Regions from separate parts of the Mus musculus genome. Here region 1 is linked to region 2. Evidence: chromatin loops called from intact Hi-C (ENCODE). Cell type or tissue: gastrocnemius. All regions are shown on one strand. Each heading gives the region's core, and the rest is flanking DNA. Links, peaks and the distances in the headings are about the cores only. Region 1 overlaps Atp10a (ATPase, class V, type 10A). Region 2 overlaps Atp10a (ATPase, class V, type 10A).

Region 1 (8,332 bases), core at 46-8,045, 49 kb before region 2:
GAGTCCTTCTCATTCCATATGTGCAGTTTGTGCCTGAGAGTAGGTTTCCCAGCAAGGAAAGCTGGCCAGGAGGGGCCTCCATACCACACTCCTTCTGTAATCCTAGGAATGACACCATGTAACTAAAGAAGGCTTCCTGCCAAAGACCCCAAATATAGGACCAATGAGATACAGAAAGAAAAGAGAAGAAAGAAGAAAGAAAAAATGAAAAACCAGATGGCCCCCTTTCCTGTGGGATTTCCTCTCAGTTTCACCTCTGCACTACAGCCACCCAGGTGATAATAACAGGGCTGATCATCCAAAGGGGAAGTTGAGCTTCTCCACCAAGGCAAGCTGTCTTGTGATTGCCCACGCTGGGGAATACAAACACTTCAGTCAAGACAAGCCTGACAAACTGTCTGAGCAGAAGAAATTAATCCCAAGGTTGTTTCTTCCTTTTTTATAACACCCAAAAGAGTGGCATTTATTTTGGGGACTTGCCTTAAAAGTCAGCATTATCCAAAGGGACTGTAACAAAGTCACAATTTGGCAGAGTGCTTAGCATCTGCCTGGCCCTCAGTTCAAGTCCCAAGGCACACAAATAGAAAAATCCGATCATAAGATGAGAGAACACTGCTGAGCGTTCCCTTATCATCCTCTACAGTGCACAGCAATGTGAGGGAAGAAATGGTAACAGAAGGAAAGGAATCCTCAAAGATCTTCCACACCCCAAACCTTTCTGTGTGATCTGCTGCCAGATAATCCAAAAACCTGGATCCTAGTCACTTCATAGTGCAGCTGTTTGCTATAATAGGCAATGGAGTTGCTGCGGATAGGTACCACAGCAGAAGTCCCCAAGCTCAGAGAAGCTTCCTACCACCACCGCCACCACCCACAAAGGAACTGGAGGTGGCTGCAATGCTCAGCCTATACACTGCATCCAGTCTGAGGCCAGGCATGGTCCGATGCTTTTACCTGTCTCTTACGTCATTTTTTACATCTGAGATATTCTAGGAAATGATTTTTGTGTACTTGCTTTCAAAACATAGTGATGCCTGTAGGGGTCTGGATACACTGACTGTTCTGAAAACGCTAAAAGTTCTCCTTGATGGATGGCTGGCAAAAGCAAGCCGTAGCCAAACAAACCTCAAATCGTGGGTCCAATAGGGTTTTCCTCGTCACTGCCTTTAATAGCCACAAAATCTTTGGGATGTGTTCGTACCAAATGGTACACACAGAGTAAGCAGTTCCAACCACAGGAACAGACAAGGGATGACGTCATTCTGAATCTATGAAAGTCCAGTGGTAAGCATCGAAGTGAGGGAGAGGAGAGTGTGGGAAAACACAGTAAATTCCATGAGTGCTAAATGGCAGTCACTCTGCATCCTCCCTGCTACCTACAGCATCACTATTCATGGCAGGCAGTGCAGGAGTGGTACCCAGACCTCTGACACTAACAAGCCCAGTAAGCTGTGCTTTCAAACCTGGTTTTAATACGTTTTATTTATTTATATGGGGAGAGGGGCATGGATGTGCCACAATGTGCATGTAAAGGTCAATACAAACTGCAGGAGTAAACTCTCCCCTTCCACGGTATCCCAAGGGTCACATTCTGGTCATCAGGTGTACTGACAAGAACCTTGACACACTGAGCCCCAACCTGGACCTGTTAAAAGGGTCTGGAATTGTATCATCAGGCAGAACTCACAGTCTTCCATCCTGCCTAGAGGAAGTCATGGCAAGAATTTCTGTCATGGTATTTATTAAAGCACATAAATACTTGTAAGTTATCTTTACAACAATAGGCTCATGCCAACCATAACTCACTGAGAAGCAGACAAGCTCAAGGATGTACCCTGTCCAAATCCAGAAGACTCTCCTAGGTGGAATGGGGACATTATAGGGTATCATAGCCTGTAAAACATACAGGAACCTCTGAGACAGAAGCAATCTTTTCTTACAGACTGGAACTTGCCACCAAGAATAAAGAATTCCTCACAGCAAAACACACAGCTGGAAACAAGGAGATGATGGAACTAAGAAAGAACTCTGAGGTAAAGACCAAGGAAAGATATAAGGGAGCATCATGAGGCATGCTGAGAGAGCTCTAGGACCCGCCAGTATGGAGACTCCACACTTCAGTGACTCCTCAGGTTTTTCACAGTAGCTCCCTCTGACCCAGCAGAAAATAAGCATCCCTTGGAGATGGTGCATATGCTACTGTTTTTACTTATTTCCTTATTTAGAGCCAATCTCACTACCTAGCCCTGGCTGGCCTAGGACTTCTGCTATTTTTAGTGTTTGTGGCAGGATGATAGGTAGAAAGTAATGTGAAAACTTACAAGAAAGGAGATTTTAAAAGCTTTTGTGAGATGACTGGAAGACACCATCAGTGCCTGCTATGCTTGAACCAGCATCCCAACAATGCCCACAACAGCCCAGCCTAACCCACCTGGCCTCCTAAGGCTTCCATGGCCCCACCCGTCAAGCCAGGCTGGACCTCATTAATGTAAGTACTAAGACAGAACAGAATGCCCTAGTGCCAGAGGAAAACAGACATGCTACCAGAAGTTGTAGGCAGGGTGAGTGCTATAGCCCTGTTAGATACACAGACTCAAATGAGATGCTACAGACTCAGTCAACGCTTGCTCTCATAGCCTAATTCAACACCTATTCCCTCTGAAACGGATCTAATCATAATTAGGAAGAAAATCCATTCACAGTCATACCTAGTTGTGAACTCTGTGAACTCTAATAATGACCAGCATGGCAAGCTATATCTATGGGTATAAGAGTGGCAGCCGGGCATGGTGGCGCACACGTTTAATCCCAGCACTTGGGAGGCAGAGGCAGGCGGATTTCAGAGTTCGAGGCCAGTCTGGTCTACAGAGTGAGTTCCAGGACAGCCAAGACTACACAGAGAAACCCTGTCTCGAAAAACCAAATAAATAAATAAATAAATAAATAAATAAATAAATAAATAAATAGAAGAGTGGAATGTACATTTTGGGGGTTAAATCTTCTTCCTTATTAAATTTAAAGCCCACACCACAAGAAGGAAACACATACCTAAGTACTGAAAATCTGACCAATACCACATGCTTTTAGAGCTCATAGGTCCAGGGATGATCCTATTACTATTATTTAGGTAAATGGACCTAGTATTAAACTGTTCCCTGAATCATATCCCTCCAGCTACAGATTCGTGCACTCTCAGACTTCATCAGCAAAGTTTGTTGATGCTGTCAATAGTGGTTAACCCAGAAACTTAGGACTGTTCTAAGTGAAGAGTGCCAGGGGAGAGCTTGGCCAAGTTGGTGAATCTCAATCACACTTTCATCTCTAAGACTTAAAGACCATCATGCAAGAGGAAGCAGAAAGAGTGTTAAGAGCCGGGGTCTGGGGAGGACCAGAACGAAAGTGTCTTCTGGATATGATAAGACCACTATACTCATTAATTCACAGCATCAGTGGTTGCCTGCATAAGACCTGCAAAAGATCAAGCCAGTCAACATTTTAGCATGAAATAAAAACAGGTTCTGTGAGTTCCCACCCCTGGCTGGGGAGCTATGGTTATCTAATGGTTTTATTCCATTCCATAGATAGTTTTATTTATTTATCAATCTCAATGGATAGTCTTACACACACACACACACACACACACACACAGATTTAAATAAATGCAATATGGACTTATTTAAAGAGGACCGCAAGTTGAGGGGATAGCATAGAGAGATTGGATGGATTAGGAAGAAGAAATGGGGAAGAGTTGGAATGAATCTGATCAAAATACATCATATGAAATAATAAAATATTCAATAAAATACTTTATATGTACACACACACACACACACACACACACGGCAGAGTGAATGTTTCCTAAGATTAAAACTGGAAACTGTGGGCTGGGCTTGGCTCCTAGCTGAAAGGTAGGAGTTAAAACCACAATCATTTTTCAGGTTAATGTCTTTTTTTTTTTTCACTGCTCTCTTAGTTTCTGAGTATTGGCTGGCAAAGACCACGGTATCCATCACACTCAAAACAACAAAGCAGGAAACAGGAACCGGCCCGAAGCTTCTTGCCTGCCACAGAGAGCCTCTGTAGTTTCATATCGTGCTCTGTACACGGGACAAAGCTGTTTGTTTCTGCTTTGTAATATGCAGTGCTGTGTTCTACTGCTGAACAATCACTCTAAGGAAATATTACTATAAAAATAAATACATTTCTCTTTTCATTCAAAGCGGAGGAAGATAGGCAGGGCGCCGTGAGCACACCCACAAGCCTTCCCCTAGAACACTTTACATTTGTTCCTAAGTCTCTAAGAATGTTTTGCTGATAGTATCTAAGTCTTAATTTATCTACAATCAACCTGATTCAAGTACAGAGGAAAAAAATACTCATTTTGCTCCGTTTTTGGTTTGGATTTTGTGGGGGGAGGAGGGGAGCAGGTTGCCTTTATTTTTCTTTCAACTCATGGGAACACACTATTTATAGTATTATTTTCTCTTGGCAGTCAAATACATTATTAACCTCTGAACTGGATATTTTTTAAGAAAAAAAAAACAAAGTATAATTCTCTTATTTTTGACAGGATCTACTCCAACTCCTTCCTAGCAGAAGATGACCTTGGCAGACACACACCCACTTCCACTTCAGAGTGCTGGTATTACTGGTATGTGCTACCAATGTCCTTGGTTTTATGCGATGCTGGGGACTGAAGCTAGGGGTTCATGCATGTTGCAAGTACTCTAAAAAGTGGTCAAGAGCCCCAACTCCATATAAATTATTTTGCAGCAATGACCACACCTCACTTCTGACAAAGACGCCATTACAGCCCATGATCTACCCACCTACAACAAACAAGTGACACATTTTTAACTTGTGTTTTACACGTTAAATGATAGAAACATAGATAATGATTCTACTGTAAGGCCAAAAGCATGTCATTTTCATGTCAGCCCATTTCCTTTCCTGTAGTCTTCTGGAATAAGACAAGGAGCATGGCAGTACCCTGGTCTCAAACTCAGCAACCATAGAGCTTAGGGTATAGAGGGAGCAAGGGAGCAAGAAGTTGCAGAGTGAAGCCCTAGAAAGTACCCTCTTGGGGTCTTCAGAGGGTTCCACCGGAGCTTTGGCCAAGTCTTAATGAGGAAAGAGAGGAGCAGGAGTCAGAGATGCTGAGTTGAGCATCTCCACAACAGTTCTAGTTCTCACCAGCCAGGAGAGATAAATCAGACATTTCAGAGGCCAACAGGTGAACTGGTAGATACTATCTCAGTCGTTGGGAAAAGTAAGCCCAGGAGAAAGGGCTGCTTGGATCCCACCTAGGCAAAGTGCAAAGGAGGCCTCCAGAGAAACAAACAGAGTATGCTAGCTGATTCTAAAACCCCTTGGGAGTCTACAGCCATACCACCCTGAATGTACCCAGGCTCATCTAAAAACCACTCAGGAATCTGTCTATACTGGAGCATAAATGACCACAATTCAGTAAGGCACAGTGCACCATGGGAGCCTCTAACCAAAAGGTGTTAGGCAGGCATGCAAAAAAAAAAAAAAAAAAAAAAAAAAAAGAGGCAGGAAATTGTACACACTACAGAGGGTAAGAATCTATGAGAGAAAGATACAGAAATGTCACAGATGGTAGAAATGACCTGACAGGGGTGTTGGGCAGCTGATGTGTCCACATGTCTGAAATGTCAGAAGAAAAATTCAAGCACGTTCAGACATGCATAGAATGCATTTTTAAAAATACTTTTAAGGATGTGAACTAACTGTGTAGATTTAAAAATCTATAAAGATAAATCAGATTAACCGATTATAAGAACAGAGGGGGGAGAGAGAGAGAGAGAGAGAGAGATCCTGAAACTGAGGAAGCAACGTGAGTGACATGAAAATCAAAAAGAGCAAGAACAGTAAGCTGATGCAGTTGTAAACAGAAACCAGGCTGGGGCTAAAGAAATAATTTTCAAAAATTTCCAAATATGATGAAAAACTACAGCCACAAATTAAAAATGTTCCATGAATTCCAAAGTGGGGAAGGGGTAGGGGAGGGGAGGGGTGCTAGACCCAGGCTCACAAAACTGCTGAAAATTCCACAACTAGATTGTAAACATACAAATAAGTAATGATGTTCAAGGAGGGAGAGAGAAAGACAATTACCAAACCTCCTAACAAACAATGAAGCAAAAGGAGACTGAAAAAAAAAAAAAAAACTTAATGAAAAAAAAAAAAGAAAGATGAATCCTATAACTTTCTACATTAAAAATGTATGTTCAAAATGAGAGAAAGATAAAGACATTTCTAAACTTATTTAAAAAATGGACATAACTTATTAAGGGCAAACTGGCAAGATGGACAATTAAAGTTAGTCCTTTTCAGCAGGATTAAACCAGTCTGCAAGAATCTGCAAGGGTGCCAGGGAACAGAGGGTACCAGACTGGAGATGGTGCCATCTACCTAGTTTCTCTGAAAATGGCTGCTGATCAACACCATGAGTCATGGATCCAAACCCAGTTGTCTTTCATCATCACTGTCTGAGGTAAGTGGGACTCTGTGAAGTATCTATTTCCTTGTGATCCCTAGAGATGCTGAGTTGTAAAACTGGCTTGACGGGAGTCAGTTTCTTCAAACAAGCTATTGCACACTGCTTTTGGCACTATATTCTTTCTAGTTTGGGAAGTCATTTTGTGTCTACGACAAGGTGAAAAGAACTAGTTTTAATTTCCCAGACGAGGGCAAGGACACAATAAAGATGGAGCCTGCTGTATCACATGGTACTATGAAGTCTGTCAGAGTCTGGGATTGTTTTTGAAAATAGATGACAACATGTGCAAATATTTGTATTTCTTTTGTATGTACACAATGTGCCTTAGAAACTGGAAATATCCATCTGGTTTGTGAACAATAAGGTTGTAAGAAAGTTCTCTTCAGGGACCAGAATGTCCTTTTAAAGAAAATGATGCTACAACTGAGTTCCAGATAGTTTAGTTCTGCATACCTGAACAGAATACCCTCCACTCCCTATACCCAAGTCACAAAGCAGAGGTTTAATTCCATGAAACCCAATTATCCAGTACAAACATCAAGGCCAGAGATAGATGTCCACCACACAGTAATGGTCAGCTTTAGGATTCTGACTAGAGGAGATTAGCAGCACCCTAAATGATTACCATGACTTCCAACCAAAGATCAAGGAACTGTGTGCAAGGGCTTTATACCACAGACAGGGCATTCACATGTTCCAGAGTCCACATGGATTCTCTTTGTATATGTACACAGCCTTCTCATGCCACACAAGAGAGAATGTAGCACAAGTTTCTGAGTCTACCACTCCTGAGACCCCATACAAGGTCTATCATATGGGGCACTGGGGCACTATGATAAGCAGTCAACAAGCCCAAAGTCCTCTAAAAATGGCTATCAAAAACATACTTATGAAAATCTCCATGTCTAATTTGTTGGGAAACTCAGCCAATACTGCAACTACAATAGGCCCATCTCCCAGAGTGAACTGTCTTTTTCGGACACACAGAGCCAAGGCCCCTGTTCCACAAGCTAAACTCTCAAAGTTTCATACACACACACACACACACACACACACACACACACACACACCTGTCCTGGGCCCTCACAACACTTAGAACCTCCCATCAATTCAAAACTTTCCTGTGACATGAGTGACCAGTCAGTAAGAGGGAACACTTTGGATTGAGGGTGTGGCTCAGTAGTAAAAGTGCTTGTGTGGCATGCCCCAGGAACAGGGATTTAAATATATCAGCGTCATCAAAGGCAAAGTAAATGCCCAAAACATTGGATTACTTCTACTGGTTATAATAGGAACACATGCTAAGGACTTTGAATGTATTTTTGAAAAAGAAAAGAAAACAAGAGTTTAAAATGACTGCATATATGAAAAATGGCTTTCCTAGTGAAAATAAAAATGTCAGACATGTTAAACAGCAGACTTCTTTCACTTGCTAGCCATTTAGGGAAAATAGCTACTGGCAGCCTCCCTCCCGCTGATACATTTTGTTTTAAATGGAGTAATACTGTTTTGCTTTAATTAACTCATATTAGTTCTGACTTTTGTGAGCACATGGAAATGTTACCTTTCCGATTCGAGTTGGAGGATCCAAGACTTAATTTAGAAGCATGTATTATACAAAAGTTTTAAGAAAGGAGAAAAATTACATCATAAAAATATGTTCGTAGCAGAGAAACTAAACTAGCTTTAAATTTTAATTTATAGGGCAGCCAGAAAAATTAACTCAAGGAATGCCTACTTGATTCTTTACTAGCAAGAGTATTTAAATTTTAGGGTTTGAAATATTTGTAGTTGCTGAGAATTTGGCGA
Region 2 (8,332 bases), core at 291-8,290:
TTGTACCTAAGCCTACCACCTAACTAACATGAGACCACATGATAGTTCAATTTGTCATGCTCTTTACCCTGGCATTCAGTTCTTCCTCTTAAGAAAAGCTAATTTCAGGGACAATAACCTAACCATCCAAGGCCCCTCATTAAAGGAGAATCCCAAATACTTGGTCATCAAACTCACAGTTTTGGAAAATCCTTCAGAATACCAAAATAGTATCTTTGACAGTTTTATTTGTAGAATAACATATGATCCAAGTAGTACAAAGAGTTTGGCAATGATGCTATGGATGTTTTCTAAAACATTCCAAAAGCCAATACTAATTTAATTTTGTTATTTTGCTTTACAAATTATGCCTCTAAACAGGCAGTCTAATTTTAAGCAGGAAGGTATTAAGAAATACGCTTACTGTTGTCAGGACATGAAGACCTAAAGATTTGCCTGTAGACAAAAGGAGTAAAGAGTTGGCTTTAGCCTTCTTTGTTAATTCAATCTGTAAGGTAAATTCTTTATTACAGACGTTATATGACTGATTGTTTTCATCTGTTGGCCGAGTGTATGGAATGGGAAGGTAGATTTTTAAAAAAGGTTCTCTTAGTGGGCTTAGTTTTGAAAATTTTTGTAAAGTAAATAATTTACTCTTCACATGGTAGCCACTGACTTGGGTAGTGACTTGGGATGCTCTAGGATGTTCACTGGTTCTAAAGCTGTGAGTTTCAATCCCTTGGGGATCGAATGACCTTTCACAGGGGTCATATATCAGATATTCTCCATGTTAAATATTTACATTACAATTCCTAGAAAGTAGCGAACTTACAATTATGAAGTAGCAATGAAATAATTTTCTGGTTGGGAGTCACCATAATATAAGGTGTATTAAGGGTTATGGCATTAAGGGAGTTGAGAACCACTGTTCTAGAGTGTTCTCGAAAAGTAACTGTTGAGGAAAAAGCAAGGCAGTCACTATCTCTGGGAGTATACTTTTAAAATGGAAATTGAAAATAATTTCTTTTGGGAGAATACAACTTAAAATTACATTAACTCTTTTCACAGCTTGACATATAAAATGTATTTACTATATAACCTTGGGTTTAACAATTTGATGATAGCAAAATATGTATTGCCATGTTTTCAAATACTATGGTATGGTATGATCATTTAAGGTGACAGTTCCAAATTTTAAAATATTTAGCTTATCAAATTGTGTCTGGTTTTGTTCATTAAATAATAGCTGGTATTGTTAATATTTAATAATATTTAAAACAAATATACAAAGTTCATCATATGGGAAAGCAAAAAATACCACTTAACCATTGTTGTGGTATGAATAGATATGGCCCCCAGACTCATATGTTTAAGTCTTGGCCCATAGGAAGTGTTGTTATTAGGAGGTAGTACCTTGTTGAGTAGGTGTGTCCTTATTAGAGAAAGTGTGTCACTGTGGGGACAGGCTTTGAGGTCTCCTATGTTCAAGCTAGGCCCAGTCTGGCATACAATTTCTTTCTGCTGCCTATGAATCAAGATGTAGAACTCTCAGCTTCTCCAGCACCATGTCAGACTGGAATGCTTCCCACCATAACTGAACCTCTGAAACTGCAAGCCAGCCCCAATTAAATGTTTTCCTTTGTAAGAAATGCTCTGGTCATGTTGTCTCTTCACGGCACTAAAATCCTAACTAAGACAGACACTTTCTATTCAGATTCATTCCTTGGATGCTGACTTTATTTACAAAGCTTCCAAAGAGCTTGTTTCTTGTTCCTTACTTACAGGAGTCTGATGTTAACAAACAGCTAATTATAGAACTTGTATAGAACTTGGGTATAAGGTCAATTGTACAACCGATTTTAACTCATGTTAATCTTGATGTAAACATTTTTCTCATATAACCTTGTCTCTTAATATTCCCCACAAAGTTGTACAGTTATTATCTCCTGATTTATGTTCTATATCTCTGTCAACTATTAAGTTTTATCATAACCCCTTGCATGGACCCTCCTCTGAGACACTCTTAATTGCTGCTTCCCTTATCACCCTACTGTCACCCTTGAAACAGTTACCAAGAGATAAAACAGTTCGGTGACCACTAAAAAGGGCCTAATGAGGCATGGTCAGGCCAACTCATTGCTCTTCTTGCCACTCTAGACATTGATTTGGGGACTCAGAATGACAACAGCTAGACTGGAGCCTTTTTTGCATAGATTAACCTCTCTGTCTCACTAGCTCAGATCAGCTTAACATCCTTCAGGACCACCTTGACTCCTTGTCTGATACAGTACTCCGAAAGTAAAAGGCACTATATCCAACTACTGCTAAGGATGGGAATCTATGTCCTCCTCAAACATTGCTGCTTCCGGGCCAGCAAACCCTGGTTTGAAATGGAATCTAAAGACACAGGAACCAGGCAAGAATTACTCTGGCACCCTCCCACTCTGTCTTTCTCCTTATTATCCTCATACCTATGATTTTACCCTGTCTTTTAAATGTTTCCCTTCGGAACTTCACTCTCTACCCAAAGAAAATGTACCATATAAGCTCTCCCAATACCTATCTCCCTACAAAAGATCCATATATTCCTAAAATATCTGAAAAAAAAAGACCTTTTAGATGCGGTGGCAACACTCTGGCTAAAAGGAACCTTCATCCTTTTACCCTGTCAATTTTTTACACTAGCCCTCTATTTTCTCCTCTGATGCTTTGTAGCTCCCTGCTACTTCTGCTAGCTCATTTTGGTGGAACAATCCTGCCAATGGGATCAGTCACTGTCACCCTGAATCAACTCTATGAACACTCTCTCTCTCCTCTATTCTTCCCTATCCCTCCAACTTCCCAGGAAATCTCTGATTCTGTAAGCAAACCATCTGCTTGGGGGCCTCTCATAACTATTTCCAGGGTCTCTTTAGGAATGGAGGATGAAAATCACCTGATCCAGCATAGCCAATCAAGTTAAGACACACCCCCAGCTACATGACCAGAGGACTCTGAGGTACCCACTCTAACAAAGACTCTCTTCATCAGAAAGCAGTTATAACACCCCTGTCCTGCATTTCTTTATATCCTCTCATAGTTAGAAATGTTGGTTTACTGCTGAAGGTCTATACTTCAGCTTCTCTTGCAGACTACGGAAGTCACTTTCACCCCATAAGAGGCCACCTCCCACCTTCCCTTGGAGACATTTTGGCCATCTCATACATGAGTGACAAGATGCCCATCTTTGTGAATAAACATCGTCCTACCTAGGGTCAGGCAAAACCTCTTTTTTCTTTTCTTTCTTTCTTTTCTTTCTTTCTTTCTTTCTTTCTTTCTTTCTTTCTTTCTTCCTTCCTTCCTTCCTTCCTTCCTTCCTTCCTTTCTTTCTTTCTTTCTTTCTTTCTTTCTTTCTTTCTCTTTTTCTTTCTTTCTGACTTGTCTATCCACAGCTGTGTCCTTTTGATAAGCTACACTGATCACCGTCCAGACAATAGTTAAAGGGTGGGTTCTTCTGTTCCTTTACCGCACAGCCAACCCTCCATACCTGCAGGTTACACATCTAAGGGCCCAACCAACCTAGAATTAAGCCTAAACAATGCAAAAGAACAACTCCTTACATAGTATTTCCAATGTATTAAGTCATCTAGAGTTGATTTAAAGTAACCAGGGTATGTGTGTGTATGTGAGAGAGAGAGAGTTTGATGCAAAGATCTACACTCTTCACATAAGGTATTGAAGCATACTTGGTAATTGGTACCCACATAATCCCTGTTGGACACTTCATCTGTAGATTGCTATCAGCTATACATTGCTGGGACTCTTGCCCTGGACTCCTACCAGAACATACGCTAATGTGGGCTATCCCGCTCTCTCAACCCCTGTCCCAGAGACAGATATTTCTCAAGCCCATTAAGTGTGGCTCAGGGGATCTCCCTAAATAGAGTCTGCAATCCAGTAGAGGATAAAACGTGTTCAGAACATAGACAGTGACTGCTTAAAAGGCATAGCCTAGGAAGCTGCACTCCTGGCAAGCACTATAGAGGATCCTCGGCGCAAGGAGCTCAAGAGCCCTGTGACTGGGCAGCAGAAATACAAAATGCCATATGAAGAGTGACATGTCATTAATTCACCTTCAAGGACAAGGACCTGGGTAAGGGCTTTTATGCTTTGAGCTCAAAGTATTGGCTCTCACCCATCGTCCCAGCTACTCAATGACTGAGGCAGATGGGTTACTTGAGCCCAGAAGTCAGAGCAAGCCTGGGCACCAGACTAAGATTACACATCTCAAACACAGAGAGAGAGTGAGACACATACACAGAGAGAGAGAGAGAGAGAGAGAGAGAGAGAGAGAGAGAGAGAGAGAGAGAGAGAAAGAGAGAGTGAGAGAGAGGGAGAGAGAAAGAGAGAGAGAGAGAGGGATGGAGAGAGAGAGAGAAAGAAAGAGAGAGAGAACAGATCTGATTGAATAAATACCTCATTTGCACTGTAACTGAAACATGGCACCTGGAATAGGCACAAGAGAAGACAGACTTCCACATTTTACAGTAGCCTGTGGCTTCCTGTGCTTACCAAGGTACTAGTCAGAGTGACCTAACCGAGGTCTCTTCCTGAGCCCACTGAATTCGGTGACCCATGAGTCAAGGTTCATATCCGTCTTCACTCCATATGCCTTATAATTCATTCTTGGTCTCCCTATGCCCTGGCCCATGTGCTACTCCATTTCCACCATCACTGATCTGCAGCACCCACAGCCTCTGCACATCTCTGGTCACATCCCTCTCTGGTCCTTACATGGCAACTCCAGATCCTTACCTATCTTCTTCTCTAAGAGGTGTTTCCTAGTAATCACTCTGCTTCTCAGGATTAAGAGCCCAGCCTAGGGCCTCGCTCAGGGCCCTAACAGCAGCCCTGGATGGAACTCAGCTTCCTCCTCCTTTCACACAAAGGGCCCGATAATATCAATCCCAAACTTCACAGAATGGAAGAATTTGACCTGTCTTCCCATAACAAGGAAGAGAAGTGGGGCATAAGCCTACAGCTCTTCCCACAGTACGGAAGTGATAAAGGAGGGGGGGAGGGGACTTCTGCATTGGAATGATGAAAGGTCAAAGATGGAGGTAAGATACCTGAGGTAAGGCTCCACATACACATACCATCTCTCTCAAGCCCACAAACTACCCAGTTCCTTCCCTGGAGGAGAAGGAAAACTTCCAAGGGAAACTAAGAAATTAACTTAGAGGCAGGGAGTATGGGGAATATCATAGGCCTCTTTGAAGGCTGTACTAAATGCTCAGGAACCAACTGGAAACCTGAACTTCAGTAGATGTGGGTTTACAATGTCAGTTCTCTGCCTCTGTTTTCTCATCCACAGAATGGGGCGGCAAATGACAAATGGGCCACACTCTGCCAACAGAAAATAAACTATTTCCTAAAGCTAAAGTATTTTTGAAAAGGAGGCTACTGGAATGGCAGGCTGGATAGAAGTGGGAAATACACATTCCCAGATGCAGAGACTTGTTAGAGCCCCACCTTGACGTGTGCAGAGGACAGACACACGGTTGCCTAGAGTTGGAGACACTGAGGGCTTTGTATGAAGATTCCACACTGGCTTGCTGAGGCTTCTGGTGCACAGGATTCAGGAAATTCCATAGCCCTTCCCATCCACGTCATCATGTCTGGTGACTAGCCAATGAGCGCCTCTCCAGAGCAAGCACCGGGCCTTACGCAAATGTGGGCCATCACATAAGCATCACATCTTTGCTATTTCATACTCATTCCTGGGCCTATTCCCAAATCTGCTAAGCCTAACACATTGAAGATGTGATACTTTAGAAAAAAAAAAAAAGTGCCAGTGGTTCTTACAAAAAGTCTAAAAACCGCAAGCATAGGAATGTGAGAAACCTGTTTGAGGCTCAGACCACTCTGCAGTAGCTACAAGTTACTTAACCTCTCAGAACCTTAACACTGCTCAGGCAGTCAAAACATTCAAGTTGACCTAGGCAACACAACATGGACCCATATCAAAAACAAAACAGAAAACTCTCGTATAGAGAAAAGGATGTCCAGTCCTCTAAGTTATCCCAAGGGATAAGTTCAACATCATCACTCATATGTTCAAGGCTCAACTTGCCACTGAAAAGCAGGGCTTCTTAGGGTGTTTTCAGGCATGGTGAAAACTGAACATGAGCTGGGGCAGTGGTGGCGCACACCTTTAATCCCAGCACTCGGGAGGCAGAGGCAGGCGGATTTCTGAGTTCGAGGCCAGCCTGGTCTACAAAGTAAGTTCCAGGACAGCCAGGACTATACAGAGAAACCCAGTCTCGAAAAAAGAAAAAAAAAAAAAAAACTGAACATGAAGAATATCATCCAACTAGGAAGCCATGTCCAACAAGGTAAGCCAGAGACAAACAATGAACTGAACTACAAATGATGGCCAAGACATCATTTTCTTCAGGGGTGCTCCAGCTGATGAACAGAGAGCTCCAAAGGTGATCTACCTCCATGTGGATATCCAGGTGGGGAATAAAGGGAGAAAGTTCACCAGGAAACCCTGGCTCACATCAGAGCCTTGGGGTTCTGAGAGATGACTTCCATCAGAAGGAAGTAACTCTCAGGTCACCAACCTGGGAAGCAGCCCCTCAAGGTCTCTTTTCCACTGGAAACAAGTTTTGGCCAGAGGGGGATAGTGGTGGCCCACACCCTTAACCCCAGCACTCAGGAGGCAGAGGAAGGTAGATCTCTGAATTAGAAGCCAGCCTGGCCTACTGAGTGAGTTGTGGGTCAGACAGGGTTACATAAAGAAATTGTCTCAGAAAACAAAACAAAAAACAAAAAACAAAAAAAAAAAGAAGAAGAAGGAAGGAGAAGCTGCTGGTCCCTGTGGTTGAATTAGGGAAAACCTGGAAGAAGCTGAGGAAGAGGGCTACCCTGTAGGAGGACTAGAAGTCCCAATTTCCCAATTAACTTGGACCCCCGAGATCTTTCAGACACTGGACCACCAACCAGGCAGCCTACACCAGCTGATATGAGGCCCCCAACACATATACAGCAGAGGACTGCTGGGTCTGGGTTCAATCAGAAAAGATGCACTTAACCCTCAAGAGACTGGAAGGCCCCATGAAATTTAGAGGTCTGGTGGGGTGAGGGGTGGGGACATCCTTGTGGAGAAAGGGTGGGAGAAGGTATGGGATGTGGAAAAGTCGAAGGGTAACCAGGAGGGGAATAAAATCTGGAGTGAAAAATAAATTAATTAACTAATTAATTTTAAAAAGAACTAATGAAAGAGAAAAAGAGAGAGAAGGAAAGAAAGAGAAAGGAAAAAGAGGGGGGGTGGAAGGAAGGAAGGAAGGAAGGAAGGAAGGAAGGAAAGAAGGAAGGAAGGAAAAGATGGCTCGTGGCATGTCCCAGCACTGGGGAAACTAAGGAAGGAAGCTCATCACTAGGTCATCACCCTGAGCTACATTGAGATCCTATCTCAAAAACACTGCAGCAAGGTGGAGAAAGAAGAAGCCTAAGAAAAGGAGAGGCAAAGGAGGACAGAGGGAGAGAGAGGGGCACCGGCAGGGTCAGGGAGAAGGAGCAAGGAGACTAAAAAATGGTACCCAGACTGTGGCGGGATCATAGCTAACTTAAATGGATGGACTGTTGTTTTTGCCTGACCTTCAATCTAATCTGTGCCCGATGAATCAGAACTTTTTGTCCCAAAACATCTATTATCTAAGACCAAGCTATAAATTCCTGTGTGTTAAATGCCATGGTGACTTGGCCAAGGATTGAGGCCAGGACTTCAGGTGATCATATTCTAGGCATAGGGTAAGGGCAGATGTGGATGAAACTAAACACGTGCAACCAGATGCCAACCATTGGTTCGTTCTAGTTTAGAAATTAAGTTTAGTGCTAATCTGGAACAGGGGACCTGTGTGCACCCCTGCATCTTTGAGGATGAATGATTTTCACCTGGCCCAGGCTACTCCGCGGGCCATCCTGGACTCGTGCAAGTCACACTCAACACCCTTTTTTCGGATGCTCAGTTTGGCTCACCTGCTGAAGACAAGGCAGCCCAGGTGGTTGATTTCATGGTCCGAGCGGTGTCGGCTGTAGTCCTCCCACAGGTCTTTGATGGCTGTGACCGCCAGAATGAAGAGCACAGGCGCCAGTGCCAGGCCCGGCTGGAAGGCGTTCACAGCCGGCACAAAGTTGAGCAGCGCGATGAAGACGAAGTACACATTGGCTAGGCGGTGGAACTGCTCGAAGAGATTCTTGGGCAAGAAGGACAGCAGCGTGTACTTGGTGGTCTTGAGGCGGTTGTCGGCCAGGTGCTGGATGCAGCCGCGCATCAGCAGCCGCTCGCCCTTGGGGGCTCCGATCGTGG

Evidence for each region. A loop is a pair of places that touch in the nucleus more often than their neighbours do. Peaks named below come from ENCODE experiments on the same cell type or tissue, not always from the same donor. Only the 100,000 strongest peaks of a DNase experiment are listed, where the experiment ranks them.
Region 1: a loop joins it to region 2, with 4 times the contacts of the local background. A loop is called at or near these places in 3 of 42 quality-filtered maps.

The regions. Positions count from the first base shown.
Region 1 is chr7:58,707,705-58,716,036 of GRCm38, reverse strand. All of the region lies in intron 1 of Atp10a (ATPase, class V, type 10A), which reads right to left. Gm39019 (a long non-coding RNA gene) reads left to right here. Exons shown (of 5, transcript XR_003946773.1): 3 at 4,571-4,651; 4 at 6,361-6,517. Among named protein-coding and RNA genes, the nearest start is that of Gm39019, 19 kb to the left of the region's middle. In gastrocnemius, for the core only: no CTCF peak of the experiment used is centred there; no DNase peak of the experiment used is centred there; H3K4me3 peaks cover 211 bases; H3K27ac peaks cover 589 bases.
Region 2 is chr7:58,658,585-58,666,916 of GRCm38, reverse strand. It overlaps Atp10a (ATPase, class V, type 10A), which reads right to left. Exons shown (of 21, transcript NM_009728.2): 1 at 8,002-8,332. Among named protein-coding and RNA genes, the nearest start is that of Atp10a, 4.5 kb to the right of the region's middle. In gastrocnemius, for the core only: no CTCF peak of the experiment used is centred there; a DNase peak (open chromatin) is centred at 8,191; H3K4me3 peaks cover 958 bases; H3K27ac peaks cover 849 bases.